Regions from separate parts of the Homo sapiens genome. Here regions 2 and 3 are each linked to region 1. Evidence: chromatin contacts called from ENCODE Hi-C or POLR2A ChIA-PET data. All regions are on one chromosome and are shown on one strand. The core of a region is the stretch at or near the end of the contact, and the rest is flanking DNA. Distances in the headings are between cores, read along the strand shown.

The links. A loop is a pair of places that touch in the nucleus more often than their neighbours do. ChIA-PET counts read pairs that join two places held with the same protein, here RNA polymerase II (POLR2A). Pooled maps may share reads with other maps.
Region 2: a pooled map shows a loop between it and region 1 (8-fold over the local background). The contact joins the promoter of LMAN2L here to the promoter of ADRA2B in region 1. A Hi-C loop is called at or near these places in 5 of 50 pooled maps.
Region 3: a pooled map shows a loop between it and region 1 (5-fold over the local background). The contact joins the promoter of SEMA4C here to the promoter of ADRA2B in region 1. A Hi-C loop is called at or near these places in 1 of 50 pooled maps. POLR2A ChIA-PET finds 5 or more read pairs at or near these places in 3 of 52 experiments (AG04449, GM12878 and HEK293).

The regions. Positions count from the first base shown.
Region 1 is chr2:96,115,286-96,118,154 of GRCh38, reverse strand. It overlaps ADRA2B (adrenoceptor alpha 2B), which reads left to right and starts at 1,584. Exons shown (of 1, transcript NM_000682.7): 1 at 1,584-2,869. The coding sequence starts at 2,006. RefSeq lists silencers at 755-824, 865-1,324, 1,335-1,494, 1,595-1,684.
Region 2 is chr2:96,738,727-96,741,426 of GRCh38, reverse strand. It overlaps LMAN2L (lectin, mannose binding 2 like), which reads left to right and starts at 1,363. Exons shown (of 8, transcript NM_030805.4): 1 at 1,363-1,573. The coding sequence starts at 1,387. RefSeq lists enhancers at 1,110-2,047, 2,048-2,700.
Region 3 is chr2:96,868,758-96,871,457 of GRCh38, reverse strand. It overlaps SEMA4C (semaphorin 4C), which reads left to right and starts at 1,378. Exons shown (of 15, transcript NM_017789.5): 1 at 1,378-1,582. It overlaps LOC124908044 (collagen alpha-1(I) chain-like), which reads right to left. Exons shown (of 3, transcript XM_047446878.1): 3 at 335-2,430. The coding sequence ends at 1,423. RefSeq lists silencers at 1,056-1,345, 1,386-1,485, 1,516-1,585, 1,606-1,705, 2,026-2,185 and 1 more.

The DNA.
Region 1 (2,869 bases), core at 335-2,834:
CACCCCATGGGCTGTGGGCACTTGCACCTCACCAGAAGCTGGGGAGTCTGGCAGAATGACAGGGATGGGGGGATCAAGGAGGCACCTACTCCCAACACACCCCCGTGGCTGGGGGTGCTGGTCTGGGTACCTGAGACGGGGCACCTCCCACCTGAGCCTGGGGAGGCGCTAGACATTGTCCGTGGGCACTGAGAGGCCACGTGCTCTGCTCCCATGGAGGGAGCAGGGAGGAGAGGAGGTCCAGCAGGTTGGACGGGGCCTGGGGGAGCCCCACTGTCAGAGGTGGATTGGTGCTTATTTATACAGAGGATGCCTTGCAGAGTCGTGGGCTGTGAATAAGAGGCCTGGCTCGAGGCGGGGCTTATGACATTAGGGGCTCCAGAACCGGGGAAACATGCCCTCAGGGCTGCCCAGGCTGGTGCTGGTGGCGGTGTGGCAGGGAGAGTGAGTTGGGGCCCTGAGGGAGAACAGTTGCTCATAGCGCTTTGAAGGCGAGTGGGGGGCCTTAGTCTGAAGTTTCTTTTTACCCCAACCCTCTTTCCACTGTCACCCCCAGAAGGGCTTCAGTGTGTATGTGGGGCAGGACCGCAGCAGGGAGGGAGGGTCAACCCCTTCCCCCGGGGTCACTACAGAAGCGGAGGGACGCTCCTCTCTTCACGGCTGCCCCTGAGACCTGCTTTTTCTCGGAGCTGTGTGACAAAGTCCCCACCCTTTACTCCCCCACGGCAAGGAAGGGACCTCCCCTTCGCATTAGTCAAGGGGCGGCAGCTCGCCCTGTGCCCCGTACAAACCCTTGGCTGAATCGCAGTTGATGCTGTGATTCGAGTCCAAGCCAGTTTCCCTGTTACCTCCTTTGCCCTTAATGGAGGAAACTGAGGCAGCTGCGGAGACACAAGAAGCCGAAGTCCTAAGACCCAGGCTGCGAGCGCTGGCTCCGGGACCCGGGCTGCCGCTGACGGGCTGGGCCCGCGGGCGGCAGCAGGGGGCGCTCGCAGGCCGGGACGCGCCCTCCTCGCGCGGCGCTGGCCCGACGGAGCTGGTCCGCGAGGGGCAGCGCCTGGGAAAGGGTCGGGACCGGCTCCCCGCTCCCCGCTCCCCCACCTCTCCGCAGGGCGTCTCCACGGCCGAGCCGGGCGGGGTTGTGGTGTATTGCGACCCGGCGCCCCAGCCCCACGCCCGCCCTGCCCTCCCTGCGGGCTCCCGAGCGGCGGAAGGCAGAGCAGGGCGCACCGGCGCCGGGCCCAGCCCGGTTCCCCCGGGAGAAGTGTCCCGTCCCGGTGCCGGCCCGCGCGCTAGCTCCGCGTCCCGGCTCCCGGCACCCACCGACCCCTCCACAGCTGCGCGCGTCCTGCCTGGGGGCCGGAGACCCCGGCCGCCGGGCCCCTCCGCTCTCCCGAGGCGCGGCCGCCGGGAGGAAGGCAGGTAGAGGCGCTGGGCGGGGTCCGGGCGCGGGAAGTCCCGGGCTCACGCCTCCCGCGAAGCGCACCTTCAGCCCACCTCGGTCCGCCCACCGCCCCGCCTCCCGCCCGCTCCCGCGCCCGCCTCCAGTCTCCGCCTTCCTCCAGCCGCTCTCCCCGCTCCCCACTCCCCTGCAGGCGCGGCTGGGGCGAAAGCCTGCGAGCTGAGCGGGCGCAAGGTCCTCCGCGCCTCCTTTAAGAACCGGCCCAGCCCGGCCCGCGCCCCCAGAGCGTACGGCATCCGCGTGGCGGGAGGGCGCGACTTTCTCCGGTCCCGGGCGGGACGGGGACGGCGGCGGGACAACTTGGGAAACTTCTCTGGGGCGGACGGCAGGGACCCCGGGCACCGGTGGAGGAGGATGTAGGAGGGCGGCTGCTGGTCCTGGGTGTTCCCGACCTCCTAGGCCCCGCTCGTCCAGGCCATGGGGCTCCAGCGCCCTCGGCGCCGCCCGAGGGGCGACGCTCTTGTCTAGCCGAGCCGGGCAGCGCTGTCGTCCACGGTGCGCACTGGGCGGGCAGCGCTCCCTCTGCCCACCTCCCGCCCCGTCATGGACCACCAGGACCCCTACTCCGTGCAGGCCACAGCGGCCATAGCGGCGGCCATCACCTTCCTCATTCTCTTTACCATCTTCGGCAACGCTCTGGTCATCCTGGCTGTGTTGACCAGCCGCTCGCTGCGCGCCCCTCAGAACCTGTTCCTGGTGTCGCTGGCCGCCGCCGACATCCTGGTGGCCACGCTCATCATCCCTTTCTCGCTGGCCAACGAGCTGCTGGGCTACTGGTACTTCCGGCGCACGTGGTGCGAGGTGTACCTGGCGCTCGACGTGCTCTTCTGCACCTCGTCCATCGTGCACCTGTGCGCCATCAGCCTGGACCGCTACTGGGCCGTGAGCCGCGCGCTGGAGTACAACTCCAAGCGCACCCCGCGCCGCATCAAGTGCATCATCCTCACTGTGTGGCTCATCGCCGCCGTCATCTCGCTGCCGCCCCTCATCTACAAGGGCGACCAGGGCCCCCAGCCGCGCGGGCGCCCCCAGTGCAAGCTCAACCAGGAGGCCTGGTACATCCTGGCCTCCAGCATCGGATCTTTCTTTGCTCCTTGCCTCATCATGATCCTTGTCTACCTGCGCATCTACCTGATCGCCAAACGCAGCAACCGCAGAGGTCCCAGGGCCAAGGGGGGGCCTGGGCAGGGTGAGTCCAAGCAGCCCCGACCCGACCATGGTGGGGCTTTGGCCTCAGCCAAACTGCCAGCCCTGGCCTCTGTGGCTTCTGCCAGAGAGGTCAACGGACACTCGAAGTCCACTGGGGAGAAGGAGGAGGGGGAGACCCCTGAAGATACTGGGACCCGGGCCTTGCCACCCAGTTGGGCTGCCCTTCCCAACTCAGGCCAGGGCCAGAAGGAGGGTGTT
Region 2 (2,700 bases), core at 114-2,613, 620 kb before region 1:
GAGGTTGAGGCTGTGGTCATGCCACTGCACTCCAGCCTGGGTGACAGAGAGAGACCCTGTCTCAAAAACAAAAACAAAAACAAAAACAAAAAAAAAAAGAAAAGAAAAAAGAAAGAAATAGTGCTTACTACACGCAAGGCACTGTTCTAAGAGGTTTACCAATATTGACTCATTTAACCCTGACACTTACCATGGTTAGATAGTTTGGATCACTTTAGTGGCTACGTGGAGACCAGTCTGGACACATGTTGTGGTGCCGGATAAAGACGAAGGGATGTGCCTGTAGTCCCAGTAACTCAGGAGGCTAAGGTGGCAGGATCACTTCAGCCAGGGAGGGAGAGGCTGGAGCTGAGATTGTGCCACTGCACTCCAGCCTGGGCAACAGAGCAAGACCTTGTCTCTCTTTTTTTTTTTTTTTTTGAGATGGAGTTTTGCTCTATGTGGCCCAGGCTGGAGTGCAATGGCTTGGTCTCGGCTCACTGCAACCTCTGCCTCCCAGGTTCAAGCGATTCTCCTGCCTCAGCCTCCCAGTAGCTGGGATTACAGGCACGTGCCACCACGCCTGGCTAATTTTTTTTTTTATTTTTAATAGAGACGGGGTTTCTCCACCTTGGTCAGGCTGGTCTCGAACTCCCAACCTCAGGTGATCCGCCTGCCTCGGCCTCCCAAAGTGCTGGGATTACAGGCGTGAGCCACCGCGCCTGGCCAAGACCTCGTCTCAAACCAAAAAGAAAAAAAAGAGGAAGGGAGGAAAGGAGGTGATGGCTTTTAGAATTAATTAATTTGTGTGCTTTCAGTTCTTTTATATCTGTAGGTTGCTTGATGGCCCAGACTATCACGGCAAAGGAGTCATTTGCATTTGAAGAGAATGTGTCTTCCGCAGTTGTTAGGTGGAGTTTCTATAAATATCATCAGGTCAAGTTAGTTGGTAGTGCTGTTCAAGTCTTTTATAAATTGATAGTTTTCCAGCTATTTTACGGATTTGTCTATTTCTCCTTTCACTGCTATATCTTCCAAATTGATTCAGAGAGCTGCAGTCAGGAGCGTACTATTGCAGAGAGGATAGAATGTTTGGGACCAGAAGAAACGTTTTATCTCTTTAAATTTACTCTCGTACGCAGAAAACAAAATACAAATAAACTACGTATCCCAGCAAGCCTAGTGGAACTCAGGGCAAATGCAAATAAGGGGGGGGGCTGGGCATTCGGCTACGCCCCTTTTCTGGGTTGGCAAGGCAACTGATACAGAAGCCAGCCAATCGGTGATATAGTCACCTGCAGGGGCGGGGGCTTGACGAAAGCCAATAGGACGCAGGGCAGATGGCTCTTCGGGCCAATGGGTTGGGCGACGGGGCGGGCTTTTGATGAAGGGTCGTTGGTGGGAAAGATGGCGGCGACTCTGGGACCCCTTGGGTCGTGGCAGCAGTGGCGGCGATGTTTGTCGGCTCGGGATGGGTCCAGGATGTTACTCCTTCTTCTTTTGTTGGGGTCTGGGCAGGGGCCACAGCAAGTCGGGGCGGGTCAAACGTTCGAGTACTTGAAACGGGAGCACTCGCTGTCGAAGCCCTACCAGGGTGAGGCGCCCAGGGTGAGGTGGTCGTGCAGTGGGGCGGGCTTCGGGACTTGATTTCAGGGGTAGAGGCGGGGGCGGCGAAGGGCTTCGTGGCCCGGAGGAAACTGCTGGCGGTGGTGGGGCCCACGGAGACTCCCTCCGCGTTTGGGAGCCACAGGTCTGAAAGGCAGGAGTTAGGTGTGCCTGCCAAGCTCTGGAAGTTTCCAGTAGGTAAAGGCAGGGCTGTCGGGTGCCACTAGTACTAGGCCTGGAGTTAGACAGGAGGAGTTTGGGAAGGGGAGAGAATTGAGAATGGTGAGGAGTGATTGAGGGCTACTAGCAATGAGCCAGTCTCCAGATGGACCTGTGGATGTGCTAGAAATAAAGCAGGAGGAAGAACTGGGGTAGAACTTGAACGAAATGAGAAGATGATAAATTTATGTTGCTGGGTAGAACCACCTTCTCTTCTCCAGCCTAGGGGCCCTGTTGGTGAAAGAGGTTAGGGTTCACAGAACTCTAAGCACAGCTTATCAGCCAGAAAATTAATGCAGTTAGCCACAAAACGATGACAAACCAGTGCAGATGGCTTAACTAACACAAGTCTTTCCCCACTAAGGCGTAGGTAGTGGGACAGAAAACAATTCAAAGTGCAAGAGTATACTCTACTACTAAGGGTAATCATTTATTCACTTACATGCCTGGAGTGCCTCTGTGCTGTCTCTTTGCTAATGCTTATGGGTTTGCAGACACAAAGTTTTCATTCTTAAAGAAGTTTATAGGTGAGGGTACAGGGAGTAGCTTCACACTTTAAGGATTGTTTAAAGAAAGAATGTGACGGCTGGGGCGGTGGCTCACGCCTGTAATCTCCGCACTTTGGGAGGCCGAGGTGGGCGGATCACGAGGTCAGGAGATTGAGACCATCCTAGCTAACACGGTGAAACCCCATCTCTGCTGAAAATACAAAAAAATTAGCCAGGTGTGGTGGCGGGCGCCTGTAGTCCCAGCTACTCAGGAGGCTGAGGCAGGAGAATGGCGTGAACCCGGGAGGCAGAGCTTACAGTGAGCCGAGGTCATGCCACTGCACTTCAGCCTGGGCAACAGAGCGAGACTCCATCTCAAAGAAAAAAAAAAAAGGAAGAATGTGACTAA
Region 3 (2,700 bases), core at 129-2,628, 750 kb before region 1:
TCTCAGTTTACCCTCCGCTTGAATAGATACGGGGAATAAACTAAACACGAGGGTGACACACCTTCTCCCACCTTGTCAGCTGAAGCAGGAGGCCTTCCCTGCCCACCCCATGGTCATTATCTCCAGCATCTCCAAGGCCACAGCTTTTTTTCTTTTTCCTAGTGGAAAAGAGCTGGGAAACGTGGCTTTGGCCAGCAAGGGAGAAGGGGCCATTATGTGTACCAGCAAAGACCCGATTGTTACTGAAACCAAACTGGGCTGCTTTTCTCAATTATCTCCACCACTTTTCTGGTCTCCACTTTTCAGATGCCAAGTTTTAACCCAGAACAAAAGCTGCTGTCGGACTGATTTATAATCCAGATCTGCTGACGCAGCCTGAAGTGTTCCTCCCCTCCAGGACTGCACCCTGGCTTAAAGTTACCTCCAAACCTCAGGACGTCAAGCCCCTTCACCTCTGCCTTTTGCCCCTAGCCAGGAGGTAGCATCTGTCTCCAGGTGCCCGTGGGGTGTCCTCCATGAGGACCACCTCTTCTAACCACCTGCCCAGCTCAGAGGACCAGCTGGCAGGAAAGACGCTGCACCGCCCATGAGGCCAGAGCTACAAGTTGCTTCTAGGAGTGGCTGTGGGCGGAGGCTGGTGGTTCTGAAGGTGGCGGTGGTTCTGCAGCGTGGCTCCCCACAGCCCCTTTCATCTGAACAGTAGGGCTCATGCCACTTGTTAATCAGCCTTCCAGTGGCACGAGGAGTCATTTTCTGGGGATAGGCGCTTTGCCCAAAGCGTGAGAAGCAGGAGCAGGCCCTTTCTGTTGATTGAAGGGTCTTCCTGGCTGGTGAAGCCCTTTCCAGACTTGAGGGCAGGGACCAGTGGTCCTCGGGGCCTAGAAAGAGGCAGAATTGGGGGCCAAACGGCAGACCCCTCTGGTCCGCCCCAAAAGACGCCTCGGTTCCCCCAGCGTGCCTCCCCTGGATACTCGCCTCGACGTGGCTCGCCCGCGGTCGTTCCTGCAACTGCACGGTCGGGAGTCCCTCTCCCCAGCCCAGCCCGCCCGGAGTCTTCGGGGGACACTTCAGAAAGATCGGGTGAGTGTGATTCCCCCGTGGCCATACCCGGAGTCCCTCCCCCGCCCCACCTCCCTCCAGGCGCTGTGGCGCAGCCCGCGACTCCGAGCCCCGGGGCTGCTGGACACCCGGAGGGGTTGAGGTCCGGGCACCCAGAGAGGCGGAGGTCCGAGCCCCCGGGCGGAGAGCGGGCGGGTCCACAGGTCGCTGCGGGTCGCAGCCCCCTCCTGAGCGAGCCTTCGCGGCCCGCCCCCGGCCTCCGCTCGACCCCCCCAGCCTGACGTCAAGGGGAAGGGGGCGGAGAGCCGCGGCCGCGCTGGAGAAAGAGCCGGCGCCCGCCGTGGTGGCGCGGGGAGCCCGAGCCTAGGGGCGCGGAGCCGGGCGGGGACGGAGGGGCGGTGGCAGAGAGGCCGCGGAGGGCTGGCGGGCGAGCGCGGGCAGGCGGCGACGCGGGGGCAGGGGTGGACGGCGGTCAGAGCCGAACGCGAGGGCGGCGCCCGGGGACTGGAGCTGCGCGCAATAGGTGAGCGAGGCCGGGCTTGCGTGAGGCTGGAGCCGCGGGGCCCCGGAGCCGCCGCTTTGTCCCTTTGCTTGGGCAGGGGCTGCCGGACGCGGGAGGGACAGGGGCTGGGGCGCGGGGAGCCGCGGCGGCGGAGACGGCTGTACGCGGGGATCCTTCCTGCGACCCCCGCGGCTGCTTCGCAGGGTCTCGGGAGTGGGGCGCACAGCACCTGCAGCCCCGCAGCCCCGGGGCCGGAGGGGCGCGCCAGCGAGGGTTCCTCGCGCGGTCCGGTCCGCGGCCGGGATCCTCGCCAGGCTCCTGGACTGCCCTCGGCGCTCCCACCCCCGATGGAAAGTTTGGGGCGGGCTTGGAGGGAGGCCGATGTTGTGGGATCGGATTTCCCTGCCGCGGCCCCCCGCCCGCCCGCCCATTCCGCTGGGGAGGCGGGTTGTCCCGGAAAGCCAGGCCCCCGGGCCGAGCCGGGCCGCGCCGTCCCCGGCTGGAGCGCTCGCCCTGCAGGGAGGGCCGCGGTCCACGGCTGGCCGCTCGGGGTGGGCGAGGGTGTGGGGTGCCCCGCCTGGATCCCGCACCCCTCCCCCCAACCCCTCCTCCCGGCTGCCCGTTTCCTCGCCCTGGGGGGAGCTGCGGGTGGGAGCACCGCTGCCGGGCGGATCCTCGGAGCACGCCACGGGGTGCGGCCCGATCCTCGGGTAAGGAGCCGAGATGAGGCCGCGGGCGTTTTGGGGGGCTGGTCTGGGGCGCAGCCCCCGCTCTCCCGCGCCGGGGCTCTGGGCCGACAGGGGGCGTCCGCAGGCCGGGCTCGCCACGCTCCCCGCGCCGCCGCTTTGTTTGCGTTCAAATCCCTGGAGCTGGGGGAGGGGAGAACCCGGGGGGACCCGGGACGGGGTCTTGGCGGGGACCCTTTGTTTGGGGGTGAGCAGGTCCCCAGCTTCTGCGTCTCCGCCCCTGGCACGGGAAGGCTGGAGCAGGGGAAGCCAATCCCGCTGGCCCGCCCAGGCCAGGGTCCCTGGGGCGCAGTCCCCGAGTTGGGAAGGTTCGTCAGAGTCGCGGGAGCGCAGCGGGTGCCGGCCGTGCGCGGCGCGTTGCCAGCGGCCCGGGAGGAACCCCCTCGCGTCCCC